Regions from separate parts of the Mus musculus genome. Here region 1 is linked to region 2. The links are chromatin loops, found by intact Hi-C in ENCODE. Cell type or tissue: left cerebral cortex. All regions are shown on one strand. Each heading gives the region's core, and the rest is flanking DNA. Links, peaks and the distances in the headings are about the cores only.

Region 1 (15,697 bases), core at 4,023-9,022, 91 kb before region 2:
TTAAAAATTAGCTTTGCCAAGATGAATGGCAGAGTTTTAGTTGATAATCTAATCAGGAGAGAATGGAAGGGAGATAGGCAAGATCTATGTGGCCAGCACGAGGTGGGCAGAGATCTCAGCAAATTTGAAGCCGAAGAGATGGCCCAGTGGTTAGGGCATGTGTTGCTTTCACAGAAGACCCGGGTTCATTTCCCAGCACCCACATGTGGCTCCTAACCATCTACAACTCCAGCTCAAAGGGTCCTTACCACCATCTTCTGACCTCCAAAAGCACCAGGCACACATGTGGTACATACATATAAATGCAGGCAAAACATCATATGCTGTGTGTGAGTGTGTATGTGAGTGTGCTCACGTGTGTAACACACATGTGGTACACACATATGAAATCCTTTTTTTAATCTAAAAAGAAGAATAAATCTCTGTAAATTTTAGGAAACCAATGTGAGTATGTACTCACATTGAATTTGAAATATGAACTCTCAAATTTATTTAAAATTAACAACAAACTCAATACACATTAATGGCAATATAATATATGTAATATATGTAATTTTGTGAATTATACTTTCCTTTTTTATTTATACATTTTACTTTTTTCTTTATACCTTTTTTTTTTGGTTAATTACTTTTCTAAATAAATAATTAAAAAAAAAGCCACATGGATCCTGGCACTGCTTTCTCTTTCTTGAGCATCACCTCAGTGGCTGGCTTAATGGGCCATAGCTGGGTTCTCACATTTGTTTCCACACCCCATTTACTCTGATATTACGTGTGCCATCGGATGTCTATCTGAACAACTCCACCTTATACATGGGAAAGGATAAATGTTAGGAAAATCACCAGACCACACAGAGCTTCTTGCAAAGGTCACAGGGACTCCTAGAGACCCCTGGATCATTCTCTGAGAACTGCTGGCCTACAGGACATGTACAAAGACAACTTTCACTACTGCTTCCATGGATCACCTAAGTATTGTGAAGTCACTATGCATGCAGGGGAGGGAGATTCAAACTAGAAATTTAACTCTGGAACTGATCTACCCAGTCATGTCTTTGGAGTATTTGAAGACAATTTTATGGCCTTGAAAACCAGTGATTTAGGAGAATGGCCAATTCCCAGAATCATGACTTTCCCAAACTGGCTTTTCTAGCTCTTGATTTCAAAAGCAATAAATTTAAGACTTGTTAAAAAAAGAAGAAGAAGAAGAAAGAAAGAAAGAAAGAAAGAAAGAAAGAAAGAAAGAAAGAAAGAGAAAGAAAAAGGAAGGAAAGAAAAGAAAAGAAAAGAAAAGAAAAGAAAAAGAAAAAGAAAACCAGTGATTGCATTTGGTTCCCCAACAAAGTTTCAGAGAAAATATGACTAAACAAACGATAGTGATTCCATATAAGTTAGGGGAACATGACAAAGTTTTTAGGGGTAGAATTGATGAGGAAGGATTTATGTTGGCTACTAAGGGCATGTGTCTTCAAAAGATACTTCCAGGAGATATGTTTGAGGGGACTCAGGAGGAAATAGGAAATATAACTCAGACTTCCCAAGAAATCACATCATAATGCACAGAAGAGATTAGAAACATGAGCTGCTATAGCACCACGCAACCTGGGATGCTGTATGTGTTAGGGGAGTTCACAGCAGAGAATTGAACGGAAATTATCAGGAGGCCCAGTATAGACTTTTACAGAGATCTAAGAATTTTAGGGAGGGCGTGTCAGGAGGAATAGAGGGGAAACAGACTACCAACAAACTTATCCCTGGTAGAGACATCATTCATTAAAACAAACTGTAATGGAACCAGCAGGCTGGCTCAGCACGTTAAAGCACTTGCCATCCGTCTTGAAGACCTGAGTTTGATCCCTAGGACCCACCTGGTAAAAGGAGAGAACTGACTCCTGCAAGTTGTACTCTGACCTCCACACACATTCTGTGGCCTGTATGTGAGTTAATTTTAAGAAATGAGTAGTAATAAAGAGCAGTAAAGAAGACTAAAAAATAGTTCATTCTAAAATGATGGGTGTATGGAAGCCGGTTACAAATTGTTTTAGCACAAGATGGGAAACATAATGAACTAAAAATTATTTCACTGAAAACCAATTTTTATACAGTATATACTGATCACAGTCTCCCCTCCCTCAACTCCTCCAAGATCCCCCCTGTGGATTGATCAATTTCAGTGGCATTAAAAATTTTCTTTAAAGAAAGGAGAGATGCATAAAAGAAATCCTTCCATGGTGAGAGACGGTGAGGCAGCTAAGTGGGTGAAAAGACTTGACCACGTCTGGTTCCCAGGAACCTTCTCAGCTGACTCACAAACATCTGTGACCTTTGGCCTCCGTGGGTACCCATTACTCACATGCACATACCCTCCACCTACGTATAATTAAAAATATAATAAACCTTTTAAAGAGAAACACTTTCAAAAACATATTTAAAGTTAAAGACTCACACAGAATATTGAAAATTCTGACTTGTTCATCTTGGCAAATGTGTAAGTACTGTTTATTTCGAACTTGCCTTTGAAAACAGAAATATGAACTGTAAGTCTGCAGGAAGGCGTATAAGATTTACAGAGCTTACTGTTAACTCCTGAATACCTGAGTTCATTTCCTGGAACCCACAGTCAAAGGATAGAACCAACACCTAAAAATTGTCCTCTGACCTCCATATACACTAACCTACACAATAATAACAATAATACTGGTAAAAAGCAACAGAAACCATACACCATCAGGACACTCAAATGTTTTCAACCCTCATGAGCTTACACTGTACTGGGACATATGTACTGTCACACATAAAGAGCCAGTGGCTTGGGCTGGAATTCTTTGAAGCATTTCTATGTGGCATACAATGCGTCTTGAAGGATAAGTTCTTTATGTGCTTTAGTCTTTGCTAAGACTCAGTGATCATCACCACACTTGTTCAGAACTCAGCAGCAAAAACATCTTCAGGGGAGAAGTCTAATGTCAATTATGGCAAGGCTTAGGATACCATCCCCTAAGGCATCACCTTGTCCTTTTGAATAGTTTGAATTAATGGAATTTGAAGGACAGCATGTGGAGGAAGGAGAGCCTGACCTTCTCTTAAGACAGGTCATACAACCTTCATTGGAGAGATGGTCCCCTTGTGCAGGAGAAAAAGACCACCCTTATTCCCTGAGACTCAAGGGCACAAAGAGGAAGCTGAGGCCACAGATGGCTCATGCTTCTCCCTCCATATGAAGAGCGGGCTGTAAGCTCCTTCACGTGACACAGGAAATAGCATCTCCAGGCTGCTTTTTGCTCTTGGTGACTATCTAAAATGTCAAGAGGTTGTATTGTATGTGAGTATGGTCACGTGCACACAATGGCGTACGGTGTGGAAGTCAGGACAACTTGGACAAGTCAGTTCTCTCAGTCTTTGTTTACATAGGTTCCAGGGATGGATTTAGGTCACCAGGCCTGCCATTGGTGGGCATCCTTCATGCTGAAGCACCATCTTGCTGGCTTATATTCTAACTCATAAGCAGCCTTTGGCTTTGAGTGCAAATGCAGAAGCAGAATGACTTTTCACCTCATGCATGTGCACGTCACCATCGGTCTACCCAACCTAAGACACAGACTGATGAATCGCGTAGTCCTCAGAAGGCAATGGTTCCACCTATGAGCTTATCAAAGCAGACCAGAGACATGAGAACACAGACCTATTCAAGTCACAGCAGAAAAACCAGGCACGGGTGATTACTGTACACTCGAGACCAAGCAGGCTGAACACCCTCACCTGGACTCCATAAAGAGGATACCTACTATTATGATCATGATGGCCTCCCTGATCTCTTGTCATGTGACTGTGTGTGTGTGTGTGTGTGTGTGTGTGTGTGTGCAGATTGTAAGGGTAGGGTGATAAATAGAGTTAATATTAGAATAAAAAAGTCTATATTTGCCAATGGCCAGCTGTCGAGGGAAAGCAGGAATACTTGGGCGGATTGCAGCCGATAAAATCAATGTTACCTGTGAGTTTGTTGTGATTCTGAGTGTGGAAGGACACAAGGGTGCACATATGCCTTTGGCATTTCACACTCATGACATCCCAATGTACTTTTCTCATCCATCCCATCGGTCTATTCCTCTTCATTCTCCCTGAAACCTAGAAATTAAAACTCAAGACTTAACTCCTTCTGTTACCATAGTCATAATGTCTCAGAAGCCAAACTCTGAGTGCCCCATAAGGCAAGTTTGGCCACTTGCCCTATGAAAATCAAGCAAAAGTAATGATGGAAAGGATTCCCATAATCAATATGGCTATTTTGGGGAAGATGGTCTACATGAGCTCCCTGGTTATGGGAGGGAGGGATGATAGAAACTGTGTAGACTTGGCCGTATTGTGGTCTGATGATTACTATCTCAGGATTGGTCAACTCAGGATATAGTCATTCCTGCCAGGTGAGAGGCAGTAGATTCTATTTCAGCCATAAAATATGTATTTTATGGCTGAGGTAGCTCCATGGCTAAGAGTGTTTAATGCCCTATTCAAGGACTGGGGTTTGTGTTCCAGTAACCATTTTGCATAGCTTACAAGTGCCTATCACTGCAGGTTCAACAGATCTGATGCCTTTTCTGGTCTATGTAGGCAATTGCACATTTGTACATGCATGCATGTACACACACACACACACACACACACACAGACACACACACACACACACACACACACACTAAAATAAAATCTTTTTAACAGATATTTATCCATAAAGTGTTGTTTCTGACATCCAGGGTGAGTATAGAAGAGAATGAGACAACTAAGAAACCAGATACTAAATAAGAGGAGAGAAGCCAGGTTTTCATTCTGACCCAATTGACATTTGTTAGCCCAGAGGATGTCACTGCTCATAGCAGTTGCAGCCTCTGTTCTTGTTTCCCATGCAGCCATTTCCTTATGAAGGTTCTATGTCCCATAGATGTGTGTGCAATAGATGGGTATGCCTTTTGTCTTCTTCATTTGTTTTCTGTTACAGGGACCAACAAGCCCGAGGCAGTTAGAAGGAAAAGACACTGTTCCTTGTCTTTGCTCATACCCTCTAGACTCCTGGAACGAGGCGGTAATAAAAAGCAGACAGCCGCTGAGGCTGTTTTATTAGCGTTTTAAAACTTTGTGCACAGTGTGCCTTTACTGCCTGCACCAGGGACTGGCTCACCTTGGTTTCCCAGCGATGCCTTGAAAGTGGAAGCTAGGATGGTCCTCCCAGGATGAACGTAGGCACAGGCATGAGGGAGCACTGATGCCCCTCCACCACCTTTTGTCTCCAGACAGTCTGAGACAACTAGGCTCCTGGTATGGAGGTGGGGGTGGGCCGTGATGGTGGTAGGTGGATGGTTGCCTGTGGAGCCAGTCACAGTCTCCACTAGGAAGTAAAATGGTTGACATTAAGCACTCAGGTACAGCTGATCCCTCTCACCTTAGGAGGCAGGGAAAGTGGAAAGCACCCACCCAGGAAGGCATGGGGGGGGGGAACACACCTTTGTCACCCTATGGGGTTATAAAAAGTACTGCTTGCTCCCTTGTTGGGTGCAGGGGATTAGATAGCTGAGAAGGTTAGTCTGAAAGAAAATATCTCTAAATTAAAAGAAAGAAGGAAAGAAAGACAGGGGGAAGGGAGGGAGGGAGGGAGAGAGAGAGGGAGAGAGAGAGAGAGAGAGAGAGAGAGAGAATAAAGGAAATACACTGGCAATTCTCAGTTAGGTCATATGGGCAGCCTTCCCTGTCTTGATGTCACTCAAGGAGTAGAGTCTTCAGGGGCTCTGCATGACTCCATATGCTTAGCTGTTCCTAGGGTAGACTGCCAGGGGACTTTTCTGACTTGCTAAATGCAGCTGCTTCTCTGTCTTCTCTATATAATTAGATTCGCTGAGCCAAGCCAACAAAACATTGAGGATTGAAATTCAAAGGAAGCCTCCAGGAAACCTTTGGAGAGTAACATTTCTGGCTCTGAGCTCCCAGTTTGCACTCTTCTCTCTCTCTCTCTCTCTCTCTCTCTCTCTCTCTCTCTCTCTCTCTCTCTCTCTCTCTCTCCCTCTCTCATAGACTGATAGACTGAATTGTATTTCCTTTGTAGCTTACTCATAGTGCTGAAGATTGCAAGTCACTTTGCCCTAGACTGTCCTAGAACAGCTGAATCCATGACACTGGGCAGCAGGAGGTATGAAGGTGAGCACAGGTCCTTTTCCTAGGGCAGGTTTGAGAGACTCTTCCTCTAACAAATTAGAAGGAACCAGGTGGTTTCCTGGGAACAACGCATTCACCCTTTAGGGTAAATGTGGATGAGGGGGAGAGAGTTCATCTGGCTAGAAATATCTTTTCACCCAAGTGATTTATGACGAGCAGAAGGCACAAGCCAGAAGACCGTGAACACTGCTGTGCAGACGTGCAGCAGAGAGCCAGTCCCAAGAATGGCACTGCAATAAATGGTGAGCAGTCCTTTAGAGATGTGTAACCCATTTTCTCCCACCATGCCTTTCCATTGACGCTTTCCTATTGTATCAGCCACAAAGCTACAGGAAGATGCTTGAAGCAAGGGTGGTTGTCCTGGCCAAGACTCAAGGAACTGAGATTTGCTTCAGTAATAACCATTTCCTAGGTGAATCCTGAGTGAGGCGTTCATTTGGTTTTACATCCTTTGTGCTCTTAACTATGGATCCCTAGTCATAATGCTCAGAAGTTTTAACCGTTCCCACCATGACTTCAATTTGAAATAAATGAACTTGGTGTTGAGTAACATACAATAAATTCTTTGAAAGCTGCAAGCCCTGTTCACTCAATACAGCTCTGCCCGCATTTGCCTATTTTGTCTTAAGTAATTGTCATTCCATATGAGAAAGGCCATAGTGGATCAGAGACTAGGAGCAGTGGCCAACTCCCTCATTATAGAATTCCCTCCTTCTTTTACCTATGAGGCAAATTGCCCTTCTTCCTTGTCCATGTTAAACAAAAGGAAGTGGGGGAGTACTAGATTTTTCAAAATACTTGCTGGCTGCAAAAGACCAAGGGATGAACAGTTCCCAAAGATTTCTACCAGATGATGTGTGTGAGACCTTCCACTGCTGGCATTCTACTGGTAAGGAGGACTTTGGGAACTTTTGGCTGCACTGATCAGGTTCCACAGCTTCAAATCAGTAACATACATGTGCCCTGGGTATTGCTTATACAACTCATCATACAACTTAATTATCACAAAGGATAGAGCTAGACAAATGACTCCTTACCAACATAGCTGAGTCCACAAAAATTTATCCTAAGGAGGTCTCCCAGGCAGCTGTCTATACATATGCATCCAGTTGTGGCCATATATGAATTCTTTTATTGATGAGAACATGTACCTGGACCCAAAGGATCAGCCCTGCCTCCTTTGAAATGAGCAAATACATTGATATTGCAACCAGAGTTTTAGGGAAATGCTTGGCCTCTGGCAGCACAAACAAGCTAGGCAAAGGGACCTGTCCCAGTATTCAACCTAGGAGAAGTGTAACACTGAAAGCAGAGAGAGAATTATTCAGTGTGGGCTACATCGGGAAGAGGAATAAATCTAGCATTCAGTGAGCACATCCCTAGTCTATCTTTGGGTCACAGACTTATGTAAAATAAATAAAGAATTGGGGCAAGAGTCTGGGAGCACATATGATTAGGCCATTGTGGTCAAGGTATGCTCTTAGTCTTCAAAGTGGTCTAAGGATGTCATGTAGCTGTTAATGCTTCAGATCTGGTTAGTTATCAAAACACAGCTTTGCTCTAACTTTGGCCTTGCTGTGGTTTGAGTACGGCCCCTATGGGTACGTGTGCTAATAGCTTGTTCCCCTATGCAATTAGAGGGGTTGACCATAGAGGATTGGGGCCTAGTGAGAGGTGGTTTGTGGGGCTGCCTTTAGAAGGGGTGCTGGCTGTCTGCAGTGAGATGGCCCTTGTGAGAGGGAGCTCTTACAAAGTGAGGCCAGCCCACCCACTTGCCTCGACTCTTCCTGCACACAGCATGGTCCCTCTTTGCTTTTTTTTTTTTTTTTTTTTTTTTACCATGTTGTGACATAGGCAAGGAGGCCTTCACCAGAGGCCGGCTCAGTGGGAGCCAGTGCTGAGCTTCTGCTCTCCAAACTGTGAGCTAAATAAATCCCTTCTGCTTACAAAGGTCCTAGCTTCAGGTATTTGGTCATAAATAGAAAGTGAGTCATATAGGCTTGCTCTTTCTGTCTCATGACCTTTGTTTCTACCATGTTACCACACAGTATGGATTCCTTGCCAGAAGCTGGAGCTATGCTAATAGATGCCCAAGCGTCCCAGAACCCAAATGAAGCAAACCGTGGTTTACAAATTACCCAGAGGTTTGGGTGATATTGTGCTTAAATAGAAAAAAAAGAGAAGGGATTAAGACAACCACTCAGAGAGTTTCCTGTAAGTGTAGCAGCTATAGTGACATACTGCCATGCGCTCTGGTCGAGTCAGCTTAAGCCGAGAGGCTTGAAAGTCACTCATGAGGCAAAGAGCTTCAAGGAAGCTCTCCTCCTGGAGTCTGGCGTTCCCTCTAACCCATACATTAATTTTCCATTCCCGAGTTAGTCTAGTGTATGGACCCACGTGCTCTCTTTCAGTATTTTCCTATTATAAGTGCCTTTTAAGATTGAATTCTGACATAGCTAAAGCCTTCCACCAGTGTTCCAACAGTCCTAGAACACCCTTAAGCAAGACCATGGGCTTGAAATTCAGTAAGAATGTAAAAGCCAAGTCACTTCCTTACACAGGAATTTACCATCACTAAGGAAGAAGGAAGTTTCAGACTGAAGAAGAAACCAGAATAGATACTTAGAACTATAGCAGAGTTACACCCATACACACACACACACACACACACACACACACACACACACACACACACACACACACGTATTTACAATGGCCTAAGGGAAAGGTGGACTATACAATGGACTAAAATAGGAACTATGGCAAGGGCATGAAGCCCTTGACCCTGGCTTCTAAGATTAAGCGAATCTTAGGTGGAGCCCTTTTTGATCCCAGTTGTTAACAATTAATTCTATCCCAGGTGGTTCCCATTAGACCTTCTGTGTTTGCATTCCTCTGTTTTATGTAAGAATCCAGTAACCTCTTTGTACCTTGCTGGTGTGTCACCCAACTTCCTTATTGTCTTCTGCATAAAAAGTCTGATGATCAATTTGACATTACATTCAGATTCCACACGACCTCTCCTGTGTGCGTCTGTTTGTCAATTCATCCTACGCTTTGTCCATCCGGGACTAGAGACCCGTTCCACGCAGACAAAGGGGCCCAGAGGGTCTGCGGCAACATACTATACATTTCACTAGCATAGACAAGCCCAACAGAGCCTGCAGTGTAGAAGGCTGCTTCTCACTGAGGACTGAGTCTGCATCCCCTCCAGATGTTTTGCCTCTAGCTCTTTACCGAGTTGTCTAGAACAGTGTAAATAAAGCCTCTTCCTTCTGTCAGTCTCTCTACAGTCAGTTCCTGTATAGCCCACCCCAAGTTAGAAAAAGAAAAAATGTGTCTTGTTCAGTATAAGCAAAATGAAACTTGGAAATGAAATAGGACATACTTTGTCATTATGGCATAGCTCACCCATCAGATTCCCACGTCTAAAACTATGCAATGCTGGCGTGTGGACATAACTGTCTGGTTGGACACATGCAGCAGGGTGGCTCTAAGGAGACAGGCACTCAGAAATGTGTTTAGTGGGCCTGTACCTGGCACCCTTTTCTGGAGGGTGATGTTCGTGTTTTTACATCTCATCATTAGGTTCTCAAATATTTATTTGAAAAACCACCCAACACACTACTTACTATTCACAAGAACAAATTACAAGTAATTTATATACCTGATAATAAAGACCAGCTAAATTAAATATCATAGGGCAATTATGATCTAAATTGTCTGACTATCCATGCTTGGAAAGGTATCTAGAAAGAAATACCTTAATGTGTAAGCAGCTCATTTTCTATAACCTGGAGAATTACAGGTATACTTTTGCCTTTTAGAGTGAAAAATGAAAACAAGAATAGGAAAAAAGGGAAAGACCAAGTTACAGAGAAAAGAATGAAAATACGTTATAATCATTCCTGGACTCAGTATACACCAAAGAGGTGGGTCCACTCCAGAGGGGGTTAAACACGTTTTCAGGACAAGGCACTGGTGCCTGGGGTGCATCTGTACAGTGGGCATTCAGCAGAATGGCACCCCTATTTGATGAACATTATCCAAGTTCCCATTAGACACATAGATTCCACGTCAAGCCATTTCTGCTCCTAGGCCCTCACTTCCTTTGGACAACAGCACATCTGCTGTGGTTTGTTTGGGTTCCATCTTGAGAATGGGTTTTGGGAATCCTAGGCTGGTATCAAACTTATTTTGTAGCAGAGGATGACCTTGGTCCTCCTACCTCTACAGTGATAGGGATTATAAGCATAGTTGATGATCATTTTATAGGGCATTGAATCCAGGGCTTCTTCCATGCTAGGTAAAGCACTCCACAAACTAGGCTACATCCCTAGCCACAAAGGCATACTTGCAACAGCTGGAGTTAACTACAGCTTAGCACGTTGTCAGAAGACCCTCTGGCCTGGGTGGAGACCTCGCATTCCAGGTGGGCTAGTTCCCTTCCTTTGTGTAGGGGGCCATTCCTAGGTGGGCTCACTTTATCCATGCTGAAGACGTGGGAAAAATAACTAATTTTTTCATGAGATTCTGTGCTTTCCCTCACCAGAACTCCCACACCTAGTATGGAAGCCTTAAAGGCTGTAGCTTTGCCTGCTTTTCTAAATTGTTAGGAAAAGCAAACAAGCAAGCAAACAACAACAACAACAACAACAACAACAACAACAAATCCTACCACCACCACCACCACCAGCAGCAAGGTGTAAGTTTTCCTTTACCTCTTTCTATATCTTCTCTACACATGGGCTTTCCTCCCAGTACTTTTTTGTTTCTTTATTCTGTGGTCTTCAACCTTCCTGATGCCATGACCCTTTAATACAGTGCCTCATGTTGTGGTGATTCCCCACCTATGAAATTATTTTCATCCCTATGTCATAATTGTAATTTTGCTACTTTTACACATCATTGTATATATCTCTGATGTACAGGATGTCTGATATAGGACCCTAAAGAGGCCAAGACCCGCAGATTGAAAACCACTGCTCTAACATGTCTCTTCTACCATGTGCCTACTTGTCTACCATGAGTCAGATTCATGCCAGTTTTGGTGGCATGGCCTATCTGCCCCCCACCCCCTCCATTTACCTCCAGGAAATTGCTGAGGTCTTACTCCTTGCTTATGCTGAAGCTTTTTTTTTTTTTATTTTCCTAAACACTAATAAAATTATCCCTGTGCTCCCAGCTGAGCTCGTTCTTAAATTTTTTATTAATTTGACAAACAACCCTATAGAGTAATCAAAATTTCTCCTGTATCAATTAAATAGTTTAAACTTTTAGATACTAAGCCAAGTGGTGTATATGTATGTGTACTGCTAGTTTTGTTTCAACTTGACACAGCTGGAGTTATCATAGAGAAAAGAGCTTCAGTTGAGGAAATGCCTCTATGAGATACAGTTGTAAGGCAGTTTCTCAATTAGTGATCAAGGGGGAAAGGCCACTTGTGGGTGGAACCATCTCTGGGCTGGTATTCTTGGGTTTTATAAGAGAGCAGGCTGAGCAAGCCAGGGGAAGCCAGTAAAGAACATCCCTCCATGGCTTGTACATCAGCTCCTGCTCCCTGATCTGTTTGAGTTCCAGTCCTGACTTCCTTAGTGATGAGCAGCAGTATGGAAGTGTAAGCCGAATAAACCCCTTCCTCCCCAACTTGTTTCTTGGTCATGATGTTTGTGCAGGAATAGAAACCCTGACTAAGACAAATTGGTACCAGAAGTGGGGTTTTCCTGTGACAACCTGACCATGTTTTGGGGAGGACTGTGGAAGGACTTTGGAACTTTGGGCCAGAAGATCTATTTGGTGTTAAGAGCTCTGTCAGATGTTGTGTAGGAGCTTGGAAGATAATGTTGAGAACACTGCAGAAGATGGAGGCCTGGCTTGTGAAATTTCAGAGGGAAGATTAAAGACTCTTTTTAGGGCCATTTCTATTTTGATTGGGAAGATTCTGTGGTTCTGGTTAGCTGGGGATGAAGAATCAGCTGTGATTAACAAGATACCAGAACTACTAAAGTGAAACTTTTGCATTACTGGGACTATTGATGCTGGTTAGCTGGAGCTAAGAAATTAGCAGTGATTAAGAAGAGACCAGCATCGTTGAGGTGACATCTTCTGAGAAGTGTTTTTTGAAAGCACAAAGCGGCTGTGTTCCAGAGATAGCCAAGGTTGTACTCCTGCTGCAGCGGGGCTTGGTAATGTGTAAGGATCACCCAGGTGGTACTGGTTTTGAAGGCATGAAGTGGTCACGCAGAGCAGCTGAGGCTCAGCACTGTGAGAGGCCATGGAAGGCCATTGGTGAAGGTGCAGCCTCAGTTGCAATTGATGGCCCAGGACTGAAGGGGTCATGCAGTGTTTTGGAGATGCCAGTACCATGAGATGATCACCAAGACCAGCAGCAGTGGAGTACAGGCATCTGGAGCCTAGAGAATGATGTGTGTGCTACAAAGGGCATAGTTGGAGAAGTGACCCAAGCCCTTGAAGGAGCCCAGAAGATTGTGAGTTGGATTCCAGACATTGGATGGTTGGAGATTGATTTTTGCTTTTGATTGTGACTGTGCCCTGATATTTTCCCTCTTGAAGGAAGAAACTATTTTAGTGGAGCCCACAGTTAAGAGACTTTTAATTGTAAAAAGACTTTGGATTTTAAAAGAGATGGATATTTTAAAGAGATTGAAATTTTAAGAATATGTAAAGACTGTGGGACATTTAAAGTTATTCAGATCTTGGGGATGAATAAGAATGTAAGGGTTGAGGCTTACTAGTGATGTGTTTGTGTGTCAAGTTGACAAGGGGTCAATTGTACTGGCTAGTTTTGTGTCAACTTGACACAGCTGGAGTTATCACAGAGAAAGGAGCTTCAGTTGAGGAAATGCCTCCATGAGATCCAGCTGTAAGGCATTTTCTCAATTAGTGATCAAGGTGGAAAGGCCCCCTGTGGGTGGGACCATCTCTGGGCTGGTAGTTTTGGGTTTTATGAGAGCAGGCTGAGCAAACCAGGGGAAGCAAGCCAGTAAAGAACATCCCTCCATGGCTTCTGCATCAGCTCCTGACCTGCTTGAGTTCCAGTCCTGACTTCCCTTGGTGATGAACAGCAGTATGGAAGTGCAAGTTGAATAAACCCTTTCCTCCCCAATTTGTTTCTTGTTCATGATGTTTGTGTAGGAATAGAAACCCTGACTAAGACAGTATGTATGTGTATATATATATATATGTGTGTGTGTGTGTGTGTGTGTGTGTGTATCTGCTACAAAGTACATTTTAATAATAAAAAAAAACAATTAAAAGCTTGTGTCAAAATATGATTCACTGCTGCAATTGGAGGAAGCATTGGCTATAAAAACATCTGTCTCCTATATTGATATGGAAGCTTAAGCATTTATTATTTCTAATTGTAATATATACTGTAAACATTCCCAAGTATGTGGGCTGTCTGGATAGCTCAGCAGGTTAAAGGTGCTTGCTTTACCTGATGACCAGAATTCACTCCCTGGAACCCACAAAAAGACAGAGGGAGAAAACTGACTCTATATAGTTGTTCTATGACCTCACATGCATGTGATCACATATACTTTGTGCATGCACACACACACACCAACATATACACAATGATAATGATAATAAGAAAGTTGTAAAAGGTTCTTAAGTAATATGCATACTATATTTGTATCAACAAAATTAATCAATGCAGCAGAGCAAGGCACCAACAAGGTTATCAGCTTAATTAACAGCAATAACTGCTAATGAGATGCTGTTCCCAACAGCCTAAAGAGTCATAAAAGACTACGCTGAGGCTCAGGACCACAGCTTTGCACCCTGGGTGAGATGGATCCCTCCTAAGAGCCAAATACCATGTCAGAGCCATACTTTAGAATTAGAGGTTCATTCAAAATCACCAAGGAAATCTCTCTCTGCCTGATTTGCCAGTGTAGAGCTTTGCCATTATCAAGCATGAGAGGTGATGGGTACCAACGACATTAAGGGGGCTGAACAATTATACTTATTCAAAAAAGTCCCTGAAATGTGAAACTCAAGATTCCCATGGAAATGTCAGACTCCTGCAAGGAGGTTAGAGGATACATGGACAAACATGACATCAAACACTCCAGAATCAGTAGTATGTATGTATGTATGTATGTATGTATGTATGTATACAGACACACACACATATTTATTTTTATCATTCTTTGATATACCTAATCTTTTGTTCAGGGTAAAGTAAAGTGGCATTGCTATATAGGCATTGATTTTATCCTAGAAAAAAAATGTACTAGTCCTTAAGTTTCACTGATTGGGCCACATTAGACCCAATACTAGGCTTTTATCCAGTTTGGCAGAGCAACACTGTGTATTGAATGGCATGGACAAGTAGAGTTGTTTTTGGGGAGTTGGGGTTAAATATGCTCATCTGTAGTTCTGTGATGGTGATGCAATGGCAAGAAAAAGAGAGGAGTAACTCAGTGATGTATTGACTTCCTTATCACTGCTGTGATAAAATGTGACGATAGCAACTTAAGGCAGGGAGGGTTTGCTTTAATTCATGGTTTAAGGTACAGTTCATTATGGCGGAAAAGTCAGGCAGCACAAGCTTGAAGCAGCTTGAGACATCATGTTTGCAGTCACACAAAAGTAACAGATGCAGGCATACTGCTCAGCACCCTCTTTCTACTTACACAGTCTAGGACCCAAGCCAGGGAATGACACCACCCATAGTGGACAGACCTTCCTACCTCAATTTACGTAATCAAGATTATCCTTCACAGACATGCCTAGATGCCCATTTCCTATGATTCTAGATTCTGTCAAGTTGACAATTAACTCTAACCATCAAATGTAGGAAGTAGACAAGTGCCCAGTGTACTGGATTTTTGAATCAGAATTCATCACTTTTATTCTGCTTCTGTGGTTGCTGAGTTGCATCCCAGATAGATTTGACTTTCTATGTAATTTATGTCAGAGCAGTGGGAACAGATCTACTGACTGGAAGCCATCAGTGCGATAGTCATTGAATTTATATTCCAGAGTTCATGAATTAGCATCTTTGGTTAATATTTGATTAATGTGAATTCTTTACTCTTACCTCCCAGAAACTTCTAGAAACTTAGCTGCCTTCCAGATGTCTGGGACTTAACAGCAGCAAGCCAGATGGTGAGTTTTATAGGGTGCAGGTCAGATTCCAGGCCAAGAGATTCTCCTAGCAAATGATACATTCTGAACCATCCTGGCATCCAGCCCACCAGCCCTGTAGAGACCTCCCTTGGTTTTATTTCTTAACACCTACTTGAACACTCACAACTGTCACTGATGCGATGACTGTTTCATGCCCTTTATGTACAATCCCCAGCCTTCCTTCCAGATGTCTGGAGTGACATTTGCCCAGTCTGAGTCCCCAAGATACAGTGAATGATAGGATAGATCCCAATCCTAGAGTCAGCACAGTGCACGCTAGGGATGTAGCTCAGTGGTGGAGTGCTTACTTAGCATATGGGAGGCCTTAGGGTCAACT
Region 2 (15,697 bases), core at 6,340-11,339:
CAATGACAGAGTTTGCTCTATGAGCAGATGAAGACAAGACTCACAGATGGTTAAGTAACTCACCTCAGACCACACAGGGAGAGGGGCAAAGCTACATCTGATCCCAGGCTGGTGGACCTGAGACCTTGCTGCTGCCATAGCATTAGACTAGATCTGCAGCCTCTTCTGGATGGCTCTCTGCATTTCTGCTTCCCTGACTAGCTTGACGTGATTGGAGAACAAATGCTCACCAGCTGTTAGGAGCTCCTCTGTGTAGGAGGAGTGCATGTTTACAGAGATAATCTTAAAACACTAGCTTGGCCAGCCAAGGAACACCAGTGGTGGCAGATCAGGTACCAAGAAATGACAAATATAATCTGAGATAGATGGCTAACGAAGAGAGAACCTTGATGTATAATCCTTGACATGGCCCATAATTACTCAAATGGAATTTTTCCCTCTGAGTCATCCAACAATGATTAAAAAAAAATCTCTTGCAGAATAAATTCCTTTCTCCCAAAAAATTCCACTTTAAAGTCCTAACCCCTTAGACATCTCTGGGATGACTCATGGCAGCCAAGGTCTTCTCAGTGGGATGAATGTTAGCATGAGGTTGGGGTGGGAACCAACCTTAATCCAGGATGACTGGCCTTTTGAAAGAAGACATAATTTAGACATGGGATGATGTGGGTGGAAGATGACATGAAGCCAGAAAAAGGTGGTGAGAGTTAATGCGGGAAACCTGGGATGGACACTGGTAAGGAAACAACCCTACCAGGTCTTGATCTCAGACTTCCAACCTCCAGCAATGGAAACAAACAAGTCTGTGTTGTCTAAGCCTCACAGTTGGTGCTATCTTGTTATATAAGCTAGAGCATTGTAATAGAGTAGTCAAGGGAAACATGGTGTCCTGGTGCCAGCAACCCCTAGAGGAATTGTGGGATGTGGCCTTGTGCCTTTATGCCTCTTACATCATTTTATTTGCTCACCACCACAAGCCAAGGATTACAGTATTATTTATCCCCCACCCACAAGTGACTGTCATGCACTTGTATTTTCCTAAAACATCTCCTCAGCGTATCTTCTGCCTGCTCAGAAATCTCCAGCAGCTTCCCTACTGACTTGAGGAAAAAGTTCAAATTCCTCCCAAGTAGTCATGAAAATGTCTTGTGAATTATAAAAGAACAAACATACTACCCAAGCAGCACACAGTCAAAGTGTGGTAAAGAACACTGGGAAGCCTTTCCAGAATGAAGAGGGACAGAATCACCTACAGAGACATTGCCACTGGTGACCAAAGGACAACGAGTGACATTATTGGGCTGGAGTAAGCAGTCAAGAGGGCTCTCTGCTCCTTCAGAGGACCAGAGTTCAATTCTCAGCCCCCATCCATCAAAGGAGCCTATAACTCCAGCTCCAAGGGATCTGATACCCTCTTCTGGGAACTATGCAAACACATACACATACTCAGACACACACAGAGATAAATAAGTACAAATTAAATCTTTTTAAAAGTAAGAATGTGGCAAACTCTTCCTGAGGTAAAAAGAATGTCTGAATGCATCTGAAATCCCACAGATTACCAAATAACCTGAGCTATACAGTGTCAAACAGTAACCCCCCCCCCAAAGAATCCAGAGAATTCTTAACAGGTATTACAGAATTCAATGCTTCCTAGATGAAAGATGAAGAATGTTGTTAACCTGGGTTTGGGAGCACATGATGGTTAGTGACTGTCAAGTTGATCAAGTCTAGAACCATCTAGAAGGCAAGCATCAGGCATGCCTGTGAGGGATCATCTAGGCTATGCTAACTGATGTGTGAGGACCCATCCTGAAAGTAGATGGCACCATTCTGTGGGCTTAGGTCCCGGAATGTGTAAAAGGAGAAAGCTAGCTGGACATTAACATCAACCGCTCTGCCTCCTGACTGAAGAAATAATAGAACCAACTCCTTCAAGTTCTGCAGCCAGGACTCCCATGAACTATGAGTTAAAATTATTCCTTTCTTCCTTAAGTTGCTTTGTCAGGCTGTTTTAATCAAAGCAACAGGAAAAAGAACTAAGAAGAGGTTACATCATTTTTATAGGATGAGAAAGCTAAGAAAGAGTATTTTATTAGAATCTGTGTGTATATGTGCAAGTGCACGCGCACACACACACACATCTGTGAGGGTTCATACATGTCACAGCAAGTACACAGTGGTCAAACGACAACCTGCAGGAGTCAGTTCTCTCCCTCCACCATGAGAGACTGAGCAATAGATCTAAAGTCATTAGATCCAACCTTCACTCACTGAACCATCTTACCAGACCTCCACCCCAGCGCTATGTGGCTCTGGGAGTTGAACCCAGACCCTTGTGAATGCTGGATAGGATTCTACTGAGTGACCAATATCAATAACCCTCCTGCCTTCACCCAGGTTTGATTGACAGCTCCATCCTAGCCAGAAGGAACATTTTTACCTTTCCAGTTGGCTTTAATGGCTACCATTATCTAACTTCTCACGTAGAGTATTCCTTCTAAAACTAACTACACACCTAACCATGCAATCACCAGCCCTTCCCTCTTCCCGTGTCTGGTCATTTCTATATAGCTCTAGTTATATAGAATAAAACTATTTAACTTGGTGGCATTAACTCTAGTCTGATTCCTTGAAGCCTTCAGTCTGCAGATGCTGAAGAGGACTCAGGCCCTGGAATCAGCCTGCAGTCCCTGTAGCATGCAGACATGATACGGCTTTTTCCTTTTACACTGCCTGTGGACACAGCCCATACTTCTGGCTTCTTGTTCCAGCTCCTTATTTGACCTTCTCTTGATAGAACTACAGATCTCCTCTGCTTTACTGGAGAGCTATCAATCCGCCTGCTCTTTGCCATCACTCTAAACACTAACTGCCACAGCATGTACTGTGCACTCATCAATTGACAGCAACCATCCTCCTGCAACTTGGGGTCCCTCAAGGGTGGTATCAGACCTCAAGGGTGCTAAGAGGAACACACTGCATAGCTCTGCTTTTAACCCTCTCTGGTCAGCATCATTTGATGTTCACAATCTTCCTTACTTGACCAGTCCTTCTTGGCAGCAACCCACAGGTACATGCTGGAATCACCCGGAGTGCCATAAAATCTCAGATGTTCAGGCTGCACCCAAATGAATCACATCAGAACTTCCAGGAGTGGGAGCCAAGTGCGCATATTTCTTAAAGATCCTGAGATGATTCTGAACTGCAGGTGAGTGCACATACAATTGCTCTTAGCTCTTCCTCCTGTTCCCACAGCACGGGCTACACAGCGATCAGCAGCAACTACCCCAGGAAATAATCCTGAAGTCAGAAAATAGAGATAAAGTGGTCCCCAGCTGCTCTGGTAAATGTGATGACTCAAACAACTGATATTAGAGGGGAAATTGCCAACTGTTGGGTAGAAAGTGGGTCAGAGCTCCGTGTTACATTCAAGCAACAGCTTGTAGTGAATTCTAATTGGGAATTAGGAAAGCTATCATAAACCTCGAGAATCCGATCCACTAATTATAATGGTTGGGGATGAGAGTGCAACCCCCGCCCCCCATCACAGCCCAGCTCACTACCCTGAGCTTTGTGACACCCTGGGGATGGGTCATTCCTCCCAAAAAGACATAGCTGCCTTGAATAGTCACATATATTAGTAATCTGCAGTGTGGGTGGTTAGCTCTAGAAGGCATATCCTGGGTAGGAGGTTGAATGAGCTGACCTTTAAGGTTCTCTTTAGTTCTGATAAGCCTTTGATTCCAGGTGACAAACCCGCAGGGTTCTAGAGAATGGTGGGAAGAAAATGATACACTACTGGCCTCAGTCACTGCGTTGTTCTGCAGAGCTCAAGCAAGCTGGGCAACAGGAAGCCCTGCTGCTTAGACGGGCACAGGCTGGACTTGGCGTTGGTGAAGGAACTTGCTAGCCTGAGATCATCACCCTCGCTTCAGAAGGTGAATGTGACAGCCAGGACAATTGTGGGTGACAGGCTCCTGCTTTCTGGTGGGGAAGGATCTGCTTTCCTTCCTCTTACTGGCTTCACAGACAACTAGCCATGAAGCCTGCAGGGTGAGCCCAGTAACCATAGAGATGCCTGCTTCCCTCTGGGGCTCCTTCTCCCGGGGACAACTGACTGCAGATTTCAGCACAGCCTACTACCAAATCACGTGTGGCTTCTTTCCAGCTTCAGGACTCCACTATGGGAACTCGGCCATGTTTGTCTAACTCGTCAAGACCCCCTTGTGAAAATCAGCCTTACAAGGGAAAGGCCGATGAGAGAGAGATTGAGAGGGGGCTTCCCAGTTGCTGAGAAAATGGAAATCAGAGAAGCGATCACCCAGAGATACAGGCATATGCAGGGAAACCCCACCTCCAGACACAAGGAAGCCCTGATTATCATGCTAACATCAAATAAACCGCAAACTGCTTTAGTGTCAATTGGCTAGAGCCTAATGCCAAGGTCAACGTCAGGCTTCATTGTCAACCCAGCCTGCTTAGCACCATGCATAGAGATCAAACTCTGAAACAAACTGCTCCCTTACCACCCTGATCAAATAGTCTCCCAGTATCTCACAGAAGTCAAGAGATGTAGACGGGGAAATAGTCCTCAAGGCTCCATCAAAAAATGAGTTGGCATACATCCAGATTTGGTTCTCCAGGGCTGGATAGAAAGTTCTAGCTCTGTGGTTCAAGTACTTACTGCAGCAAGCCTGCTGAGAACTGGAGTTTGGATCTCTAGAGCCTTCATAAACATCAGGTGGGTGTAGCATCTCATCTGTAAAACTGGCCTTAGGATATGAAGATGGGATCACCCAGAGCAAGACTACAAATATCAATAGCCTTTTTAGTTGACTTAAGAGAGTGCCGAATTAATTAGCCTTGGTCATGGTGTCTTATAACAGCAATGAAAAAGGTAATTAAGACACAAATGTACACCGAAGAAACTCCCTTCCAGACCAGGTAAACTGCCTTCCTCTCTCACCATCGCCCACACTCTGGCTTATGAGGCTTGCCCAGCCCACTTCCCTGTCATGTGGGCTTCAGTGAGGTGCAGGGTGTCTCAACAGAGAGCACTAGCATTTGGGATGAGGGAATTTCTCGTAGCCTGGGACTATCAACAGGCCCTTTAAAAACTCTAGCTCTTACCCTCTTAGACCTATGGACCATCTTCACTAGAGAACTCCAAACATGTTCTCATCCCTTTCTGAAGAGCCTAGAGTGAGGAGACATTGTGTTCCTTGAAAAGAACAAATGTTACCCCTGTTCCATATCTTATTTACAGACTCTGGTATAGCAACCCTCAGAGTTGTATGCCCACAACAAACACTGCATGTCAGGCCTGTTCCCCCAAGAAACCAGAACCCCCAGTACAGACGGATCCCATTGGTCTCACTGGGTGGTTGATATGGATCCTGGTTGTTCTTCAGAATATGGAGGCTGTTTTCATTGCTCCAGAGATTTAGAAAAGCAAGTCGATAGTATTCCTGGACTGTACATCAGAAAGTACCACTTTGTGTCATTTTTGAAAGGTTACAAAAAGTCAGGTTTGCTACCCCAGTTCCTGATTAAACAGGAAAAGAGCTGCCCAAACCATCCCCTTGGTTTGGCAAACAGGCTGGTTCTGTTCTTCTTAAATGGCTGGATAATTCTCTCATTTAATCATCTCTGTCACTTTACCTGTGTTGTCTTTGATGATTGCAAGTCCCCATCAGGTAAGCATATGTAGTACCCATATGATGGAAGAAGCTTAGCAATCAACCCACATCTACAGAAAAGTAAAAGCCATGGCCTGTGGTCCTGGGTTCAAAACATGTGTCCTTTATTATAGCTTAAGGTTGCCACACTTGAAGCCTAGAACCAGTTGAGTAGTTTTGTTTTAAAAACAGAAACATGCAGGTCCTCCAACGGAGGTTGTGGTAAGAGCTGGATGATCCTTCTGGAATTATCTAAGGATCGGCATTTCAAAACTAATGCTTTGGGAACCATCGAATCTCTACTTACTGTTTCTTTATGAAGTATGGGGAAAAAATTAAAAATAAAAAAAAAACATGTTTTAAAATGTGGTCTCCACGTATAGCCTAGCCAGTGCACACAGGGACAGAGTCTTTGCACACCCTGACACATGGAGCTGAAGATGTTTCCTGCCATCCCTGGGAGTGACTCTCTCATGCAAAATGGCCACCTGTGGAGATTCCAACATGGTGGTGACCTCTGATTCCATGCCTGCAACTGCTTCTTTATCCCTTAATGTGTCATTGTGAAGAGCATCTCTTGGAGGCAATTAAAATTACACGGCGCCCTGATTTCAATCCTCCCACAATCGTGCTAAATATTTTCCACTTTAAAAAAAATTAAGTTTTAATTAAGTTTTTTTTTCATCAAAACACCAGTCCTGCTGGTAATGTCAGGAAAGGCTGAGAAAGTAATTACATGCACAATCTGGTTTTGACACATCTTTTCTCCACTGGGATACTTCTGTCTCCTTTACTTCATTAAAACTCCCCTGCCACCTTAAGAAGGTTCTCTCTCTCTCTCTCTCTCTCTCTCTCTCTCTCTCTCTCTCTCTCTCTCTCTCTCTCTCTCTCGTTACTGTGGAGGAGAGAAAGAAGCAGGCTCCCTCCATTGTTGAATGGACCCAGCTAGGCACTCGAGTTATACCCAAACATCTTCCTCCAGCCAGCTCTCTTATCTGACCACAGACCATGGAGACTCCGTGTATGGTGCTAAGGCACTTTCTCCGACTCTTCGGCACTCCTCCTATGAACAGGTAAGACTCCACGATCCGTCCCAAATGTGATGTCGTCATGGCACCATGCGGGAGGGCAGGAAGACAGATTGCAACAGCTGGAGGTGAAGGGTGACTTCAAGACACAACAGAGCAGATGCACATATGAATTCACGGGAAACTTACAGCACACTTAAGACCTGCACAAGCTCAAGCCAGACAAACTCCCAGCATAGATAAGGGGATATGGGCATGAAGTCCCAGCCTTAGCTGGGGGCTGGGGAGGGGGGGTGGCGGCTACTGGCATTTGTTTGCTGTTGGGAGAATGAAAGTCAATTTTCTGATATGGTGTGATATCTGACATACTGAACACACTTCAGGGCAGGTGCCAGACCTGAGAGGAGCCTGCTGGCACAAACTTGACTTAAAGAAAGAGACAGACAGACCAATGGACAGACAGAGAGAGAGGGAGCGAGGGAAAGAAGGAGGGAGGGAGAGGGAGGGAAGAGGGAGGAGAGAGGGAGGGAGAGAGAACAAACACATTTAGTTGGGTGGGTAGGGAGGTGAGGAAGGATCTGGAAGGGGTTGGGGTGGTGTGGGTATGAATATGATCAAAGTACATTCCCAAAGGATTCATGAACTCATTATTACTTTTAAACTTAGACTCCAGTTGCTCTCCTGAACACAGCCAGCAAAGTGACTCACCTCAGATGAGTAGGATGCAATGGAAATGAGGCTTAGTAACTTCAGAATCTACATCATCAAAGATGACGTAATCTCTCTGCAACTCTCACACTACAACTTACACTGAATCACAGTTACCGAGCTCTGAAGGAGCCAGGCATCCACATGCAAAGGACACTAGCCCTATCTCAGTATCCTCCAACATCCATCCTGGACACAACAGTAAGTAAGCTTTGGTGATCTCACCCTAGTCTTCAAGATACACACTCTAATGCCAAGAGAAGCAGAGAGAGCTGTCCACATCAAGGCCTGCCAAAATCACAATTTCATGAGCAAAATACTTAAAACCATAGCTTGTGAGTTTCTTGTACATTATGAGAAATCTGGAATGTCTAGCATCCAGCCATACTATCTTCCTAAGATCCATTTATTTGTTGGACCGAGTAACAAATGGCAACTTTATGATGTCGCTCTGATGTGCTTCAAATTCAATATGCTCTAAATAAAACTCAGTCTTTTCTCTGATCCTTATTTTATATCCGCTTTCTCTGGATGAATGCTACAGCCACGAGAAGTCAGGAGGTAGGGTTAACACTCTTACTCCATAAATTCAACTGATTCCAATTCTATTGATCCTACCTCCTTTATGGCTCTGAATTCCACCTACTCATCCTTTCCTCATTGTATCCACCAACTCTTTGCCACCTGGCACCCGAACTACAGTGTGTCCTAATGGACTTCCGGTCATCAATAATTTCTTACCTCTCTATGGCCTTGAACAATACAATACAAAACAATACAATACAATACAATACAATACAATACAATAGCTCCAGCAGTTGTTATCCTCTACCTCCCACTGCAGTTGGCTCTCATTCCATGTTCTTCCCATGTCTTATAGGCTCCAGCATGGTGACCTTGAACAATCTTTTTGTTGCCCCATCTATTCCCTTAACACAGAGGATTGCCAAGAGCTGTTTCTCTACCCACAAGACAATTCTACACCTATTTCTCAACAAATCGACGATTGCTCCTTAAACATAGCCTCTTCAGGGAAGTCCTTTGCTCCCAGACAGACAAGATTCCTCCATTATATACCTCAAGAGATGATGATTAAGGAAACTTCTCCTAGAGATATACACAATGAAAAGGAGGAGGAAGCTAGCTCTTTCTTCTACTCATTTCTTGTACTTCATTTGCTGGTTAAAGAACATTTGTTTCTTGTGGATGGCTTGCGCTGCTTGTACTTTTATGTTAATTCTGCTCTCCCGGGAGAGGTTGTCTGGAATGAAGAATGAGTCATGTACTCAGGTGGCTTCTTGTGAACCAGTCCCCTGGTGAATAAAGGAGCCAATCACTGGGCGAGTGGGTGAGACTTCTGGGTTGGATGGGGGAAGAGAGGAAGCAGGAGAGAGTTAGGTCCTTTAGGAATGGGGACAGCATATGGGCAAGATCTAGCTGCTAGAGTTTCCTGGTATCATGGCAGATCCACAAGGATTCGCTAAGAGGAATCAGATTTTAATAAGGCTTACAAGATTAGGTTTTAGTTGTTGTATCCAGAGGTTGAGTGAACATTGTTTCTGAACTAAGTTTTTGTTGCATTTTTCCTCATGTGGAGGCTCCTCTGGGTTCAAGAGAGAAAGGTACAGCAGCAAAGCATGAGTTTGCCTGATGTGCACCACAAAGGTCATGGAGGATTTGGAAGCATGGGACTGGCATGGTAACGACCCGCCAGTGGGAACTTAGTGAGCTGGGTGAAGACATTTTGGGAGTGTCGGGCCAGAGAGTCTCCATGAGATAAAAACAGGTTGGCCATTGCCCCCAGTGCATGGCTGGCCAGGCCGCCATGGCAGAGATTTGGCAGCACGAATGCTGGAACGAGCTGGTTCTTCTTTGTTTTTTTTAATATTTCCTGTAACAGTTTCTGCCATGGGATTATACATAAGAGACCGCCCCAACCATTTGGTCAGGAGGTTATATGGAGGTTAGCAAAATGTTTGTTTTAATATTGATACAATTTATTCCCACCATAAGAGTTATTATTACACTAATGATAGATTTATAGGCAGCAGCTCAGGCATAGGACTTTTACAGGATTCAAAGTGAAGAATCCCAGGGATCTATGAAAATGGAGACTCATCTTCAAAAAGATTTCAAGGTTACTGAGACATTGGAAAGACTAGGAAATTTTTTTTCTGAATAGCTTTAAAGAATGGTGGCCCACGGCCAGACATACAGGATCATTTTATGTTTACAGGGTCATCATAATTCCCAGGAGCTTTAGTCTAGAAATTTTTCATTGTCAAAAGTCAGAGAAAAAAAATATAGCCACAACAAATTGGTCTGAAGTACACAATTTCATAAGGCTACTGTCTTCCCACTTAATCTTATTTTTTTAAATAATTTCCATTTGACAATGTTTGGAATCATAAATGGCAAAAACAAAGGGAAAGCAAACTAATATAAAGTTAGCTGCTCTTGAATCAAAAGTTTGCAAAGTTGTAGCCCATGTTTTGCTTTCTACTCGCTTTCAACAAACCTAACCATATCCCTTGGAGAACTTGCTCTATTTTTGAGATTTGGAGTCCAACTCTCTCTCTTCTAAGTCTTATACACTGCATTCTCCATTCATTCCTAATGTATTGAAGCCTATTTGGCGTAAATGCTGTGCTAGAATGAAACCGCAGGCCTGATGGATGCCTCATGGCCCCAGTTGATACTTCCCATGCATTCCCTATAAGGCTAAGAACAGGGAAGAGGGTGGATAAGAGGGTGGATAGCAAGAGAAGGCAACATGCCTTGATGGGCTTGGCAGAGCAGACCTTCCTGAATCATTTGGCCATTTTTGTTCAATTACCAGTAAAGTGAGTGACATGAGGTATATAATAGAGGAATCTTGTCTGTCTGGGAGCAAAGGACTTCCCTGAAGAGGCTATGGTTAAGAGGAGATTGTTGGATAGTGGAGAAATAGATGCAGAATTGCCTTGTGGGTAGAGAAACAGCTCTTGCCAATCCTCTGTGTTAAGGGAGTAGATGAGGCAACAAAAGGGTGAACTTCAACTCAGTAGAAACTATACCATAAGTCCAGGGCATGATGAAAGGTTAAGAATATTAGTTTTGTTGGGCTGTGGTAGCATAGGCTTTTAATCCCAGCACTTGGAAAGCAAAGGCAGGCAGATCTCTCTGAGTTCAAGGACAGCCTGATCTACAGAGCAAGTTCCAGGATGGCCAGGGCTACACAGAGAAACCCTGTCTCAAAAACAAATGAACAAACAAGCAAATAAAAGACTATTAGTCTCCACCCAAGACTGTGTCTGGCTCTTATTTAGAGATAGACTGACAGACTTCAGATTTCTTGGTTTATGGGTTTCTCTTGCATCATAATGGGATGCTTAAGTCTGTCATCTCTCACCTGTCATTAAGATATAAGGCTTCACCTAGGTAAAGAGATAAAGGAACTGAACCCTTGTACCACATTTACTGTTGTAAGTTGTTTCTCAATACATCAGAAGATGGACGAGGCTAGTTTAGTCATCCAGTCTTCCAAAGTCTCATCTCCAAAGAGTTATACCCCAAACCCCTAACAGACTATCAGCAGTCTGCTGCTGCTGGCTCCCCTGGGAGAGAGCCCTCGACCAAACAGTTGCAACACCACAGTTGTTGCGTCCTCTGATACACACCTGAGAAATTCACTAAGCAGACAGAAGTGACTTCACAGAGTCAGGGAACTTCCTGTGAATGATTTTCATAAGATGACGCAGAGGAGAGGGCCACATCATATATTTATCTTAATCACTGAAGGGTTCTCATTTATAATTCATAGGTATTTAGACTGCTTGGGAATCCTGATTAAAAAGGATGGTTTTATTATTATTATTTTTATTCTTCATTTTCTTTTACCTCTTCAAGACCACAAGAAAGAGGTGACTCTTAAATGTGTTCTAAGGATAAACTGTTCCCAAAATAGAAGTTGATGCCCATTAATTACAGTGCTATCTAAGCAGTGCTTATAAAAATCATCATCACTCTGCATAGGGAGGAACATATAATTCTGTCCTAACCTCGTGCATTTAACAGCTGCTTTCAAAAGCATCAGAAGAGTAATGGTCTTAACAGCTATGAGATGTGTCAATTCTTCCCTGTTAAAACTCTGGCTGACCAGCTCCCCAAAGTTAAGAGAGTAGACAATGGTGAGCAAGAGGGCCCTATCAGAGGAGAACAGGCATTCCGTATTTAATGGATACAGATATTAGTTGGGCCTTCAACATTACCCTAGCTCCTTAGAGGAGTTTTTAAACATGAAGCAAACTTGAATTTTAAAGATTCTTAGTTTTTCTTTTAATTTAAAAATCTAAGTTATTTTAACTTAATATAAAATGTATAATCCAGGAACCCTGGTGCCTGGGACTATTTCTGGCATTGGCGTGCACTACAAGGTCATACGAGGAACACAGAACCATGTCTGGAGTTGCTGTTACATCCTGTGGGATCTCAATCAGGAGCATTGCCAACAGGAAGCAAAGAGATATTTTAAAGGGTGCACTGGGGAAAAGCATCTTTGGGGAGTATGAGAAGTCCTCAGGAGTTGAGGACCCTCCCTGGCTTTATGCTCTTCTATGCTATGTTTAGAGGGCAGGCTCAAGGGCAGCCCTAGGATGAGAGCGTGCCAGAGATCAATTTCTCTCTTCAACCTCAAAGTCCTTCAGACATTGACCAAAGAACCAACTCCTAGGAAAGGAATGGAAGCTCAGAGTTGTGACCATGCTCTCTATAAGGGCACTGCGGCTGACTGCCCACCATAGAGAAAGGGTGAACTTCAGTTCCATGCCTGAACTTCCAGCTTCCAAGCCTGGAAGCCCCAGAAGCTCAGGTATAGCATGTAGAGAAGAGACAGACGCCGAGGAACAGTTGGACCCCAGAACACAGTGTTCTTGAGTCATAAAGGGATCGGGGAAAGAGAGATTGGAGCACTAAAGACTATGCTACCTTATTTAGCTGGGCATTGCTCCCTCCTGTGTCAGTAGCTGGAGTCAAAGATTGGCTCTGGCAACTCTAGGTGAGAGCTTTAACCAACAAGGCAGCCTCAAAATATGATCAAGAGTCTGGATGTCTACTTAAAACTTAAACAGAGAATGACTGTGGCTTTACTCTTAAAACACTTACCACCTGACTAGGGAAATATGGCACAACCGGTGGAGAGTAAAGCAGTGTTTAAAACAACTGGCTGCACACTGACAAGGAACATCGCACATTTTACTTGGAGAGACTTCAGTGGTCAAACAATATTGCCCACATTAAAATCAAGTCCACACAGGTGAAGGAATGAGGGAGACAGCCCACTACAATAGTCCAAACTGTTCTGTACCCCAGACCCCCAAGGTCCAGAGCCGGTCTGCACAAATTCAAAACCTGTCAGGCCAAGGTTGGAAGCCAGCCCAAGAAACCATTGGAATGCCCCTGCGGCCTCTTCTAATGTGACCACATGGAATAAATTTTTCCTGCTTCACACTCTTAATTTGACTGTTTTAGTTGGTTTCTCCAGGATCAGTGGCCAAACTTAGGCTCTTGAAGGCACAGAGTATCCCCCAAGTATGGTGACACTCAGGGATAGTCCCCTTTCTCCTATGGAATATCTGCCAGTGATCCAGCTGAATGTCATGCTAATGTGTGGCTGTTGGTGGCTGTGACACATCATGTCACCTTCACATTCAGGGAACAGCTTAGCAGTGAGGAGGTGACTGGCAAAGGACATGCAGGACAATTCCATCAAGAGACACTAGAGCCTTCTCATCTTGGCCTTGGGAGAGGAATTTCTCATCTTTATTTTGGAATGGCTGGGTGACATTTACAAAAGTAAATAGTTTCCTTAACACGTCTCATTGAAATGAAACAACTGAAAGTCAAGTGGGAAAAAAAAAATCAAAGCCAAACCCTGACCACTTTTATGTGATTTTGAATTTGTTATTTAAGTATGCAAGTGTAGGTGCAAAATACTAAGTGGTAGGGGGAGGGGGGGGGAGAAGAATCTGCCTGAGAAATGCAAAGCTTTCTTACAGAGAATACTAAAGAGTTACGTGTTCTAGATTCTAATAATGTATTCAACACATGCATCCTTCCTGTGTTTCCTTTCTCCTTGCTGTGGATTTCCCTCATCCTATTGTTGGATAAATAGGCAGAAAATATAAATAAACCAGTGCTTAGCTGAAGTTCTACCCTATAAACAACTTTAATTGTGTTTTAATGCTTAGTAGACTCAGAATTTCTTCTTTGCTGTCTGCTCATTATAATAAATTTCAAAACCCAAATCAACATGCTTTCCTTCCGCAGAGCCGGCAGCTCTTAATCCTTTGGATGCCTAGGCAGAAGGCATGATTGGGGATCAAGTAAAGGCACATAAGTAATGTGGCTTGGCTCACACTGGGTCAGGGCTGCAAACATATATTGCCTGATATATGAGGTAGAAAAGGAGTTTCCTGGAAGGCTATTCAAGGTCAGAGAGAAGACAGAGTATTAGAAAACCCAGCAGAACTGGGAGTGGCCAGGCAGTAGGTCTTTCTCAGAAACAGTCCACCTGAGGTACCAGCACTAGCCATCAACATGGTTGCCTTGATACTTTCCCCAGGTGTGTGTTGGTCTCTGTAAGCCTTCTCTGAGATCCAAAGACCAGAGAGTGGGAACATGTGATTGGCCAATAGTGTCAGATCTTAACCAGGGAAAATGCAAAGGTGATTCTACCAGAAGAGGGTGAGGGAGGCATAACCCCTACCTTAGCACCGCCCCCCTACATATGCACACCTTAGCACACTCATGTTTCTGAGCTGCTTGGGAACCATTCGTCTTCTCTATCCCTACAGGCATCCTGGTTGATCTGACTCGTTGTGGTCCAGCTTTCAATATAGCAGGTGATGGAGACTCTATTCTCATTCACGTTATGCAGCAAGCCCCGGCAATTTGATGATTATGTATTTATAGTGTTTTATAGTGAAACTTTATGTGCAGTGCTTTCTATAAGTGTGACATTGTGATTTATAATGCGATAGTATACATTTGGTCTTCTTAAGAGTTTCTTTAAAACCTTGGATTCTTCAGTGTGCTGAGTTTTACTTCTGGTACTAATTAGATTATTAGGTGATAGGGTTAAAAGAGCTTACAGCTATAAAATTACAGCTTGAGATTGTCATTGTCTAGGGGCTCTGAGGTCCTAACCTGAGATCTTTATCTATAGGTGGGTAAATGACGTTCAACTTGGACTATATTAGAAGACATCCACGTGGCTTCCACTAGAGAGCTGCAGTAAGTGGTGAACATGGGAACTGAACAATTTCCCCTCTCACTTTCAGGTGAAGACCTCTAATATTGACCATATTGGTCTAATATAGGGCTGCCTGTTGGCAGAAAAATTATCTCCATGTCACACAAGGAATGTGTGAACACAGTGAAAGTAGCCTGGCAGGTCAATTTCTTTTACAAAATACTGCACAATGACTGAAGCCAGGCTAATGAATGTACATGACCAAGATGGTCTCTGTCTTTTTTTCCTAATGCGCTGAGGAAGTCAACTGATCCACACTTGCTGAGGTTCAACCTTCTAATGTATTCCCAACTAGTTGGCTTGGAAAGTGACATCAAAAACACAACAAAGAGACCCAGGGAGGGGAGGGGAGGGGAGGAGAGGAGAGGAGAAGGAAACACATAGCCATGGAACCTGTCTGTAAGGAAAGACTGAATTTCTCCCGCTGCAGAAAGGATTTACAAAAGAGGGTGTATAAGATCTCCAGAACATGACCGAAGTTGGGAAACTGGAGCTGGAAAGCCAGTAAGGAAATCCAGCTGTATCCCACAGGGTCCTTAGTCTGGATTGTTTGAGAATCTGGAGTTCCCCAAGTTTGGGCAAGACTCTCACCAGTAGCTATGAGCTACTACAACTCAAGTGCAATCCTTTGTTGAAAAATGCATGCATGAAATTCTCAAAAGAAATAAACAAATAAAAGCAATTTAAAAATTGTAAAAAGGGACATGAGGTTGAGTGTAGACTGAGAAATAACACCGAGGCAGGATCAGAATAACAAAATGAGGGAGAACCAACAAGACATCCTCGGCTCATTTTACTCGGAAATACCTGGGAGTATATCTCATGGGAGAAGGTCCTCTAGTAAGCAGGTAGGGAAATGGACTTATAAATTAAGTGACTATTTGTATACCAAAAGCCCAAAGGTTGCTGTCATTATGAGCTTTCTATGTTTTTCTGCTTCCTTATTGTCTGTTCTTTATGGTTAAGTTACTAAAAAATATTAAATACTT

The links. Hi-C counts contacts between places; a loop is a spot of excess contacts. Peaks named below come from ENCODE experiments on the same cell type or tissue, not always from the same donor. Only the 100,000 strongest peaks of a DNase experiment are listed, where the experiment ranks them.
Region 1: a loop joins it to region 2, with 2.1 times the contacts of the local background. A loop is called at or near these places in 2 of 42 quality-filtered maps.

Annotation. Positions count from the first base shown.
Region 1 is chr12:82,896,128-82,911,824 of GRCm38, reverse strand. The region is part of intron 2 of Rgs6 (regulator of G-protein signaling 6); the gene reads right to left. Among named protein-coding and RNA genes, the nearest start is that of 1700085C21Rik, 35 kb to the left of the region's middle. In left cerebral cortex, for the core only: no CTCF peak of the experiment used is centred there; DNase peaks (open chromatin) are centred at 5,302, 5,841 and 6,267; H3K27ac peaks cover 572 bases.
Region 2 is chr12:82,807,929-82,823,625 of GRCm38, reverse strand. All of the region lies in intron 2 of Rgs6 (regulator of G-protein signaling 6), which reads right to left. Among named protein-coding and RNA genes, the nearest start is that of Gm22149, 43 kb to the right of the region's middle. In left cerebral cortex, for the core only: no CTCF peak of the experiment used is centred there; DNase peaks (open chromatin) are centred at 7,455 and 8,688.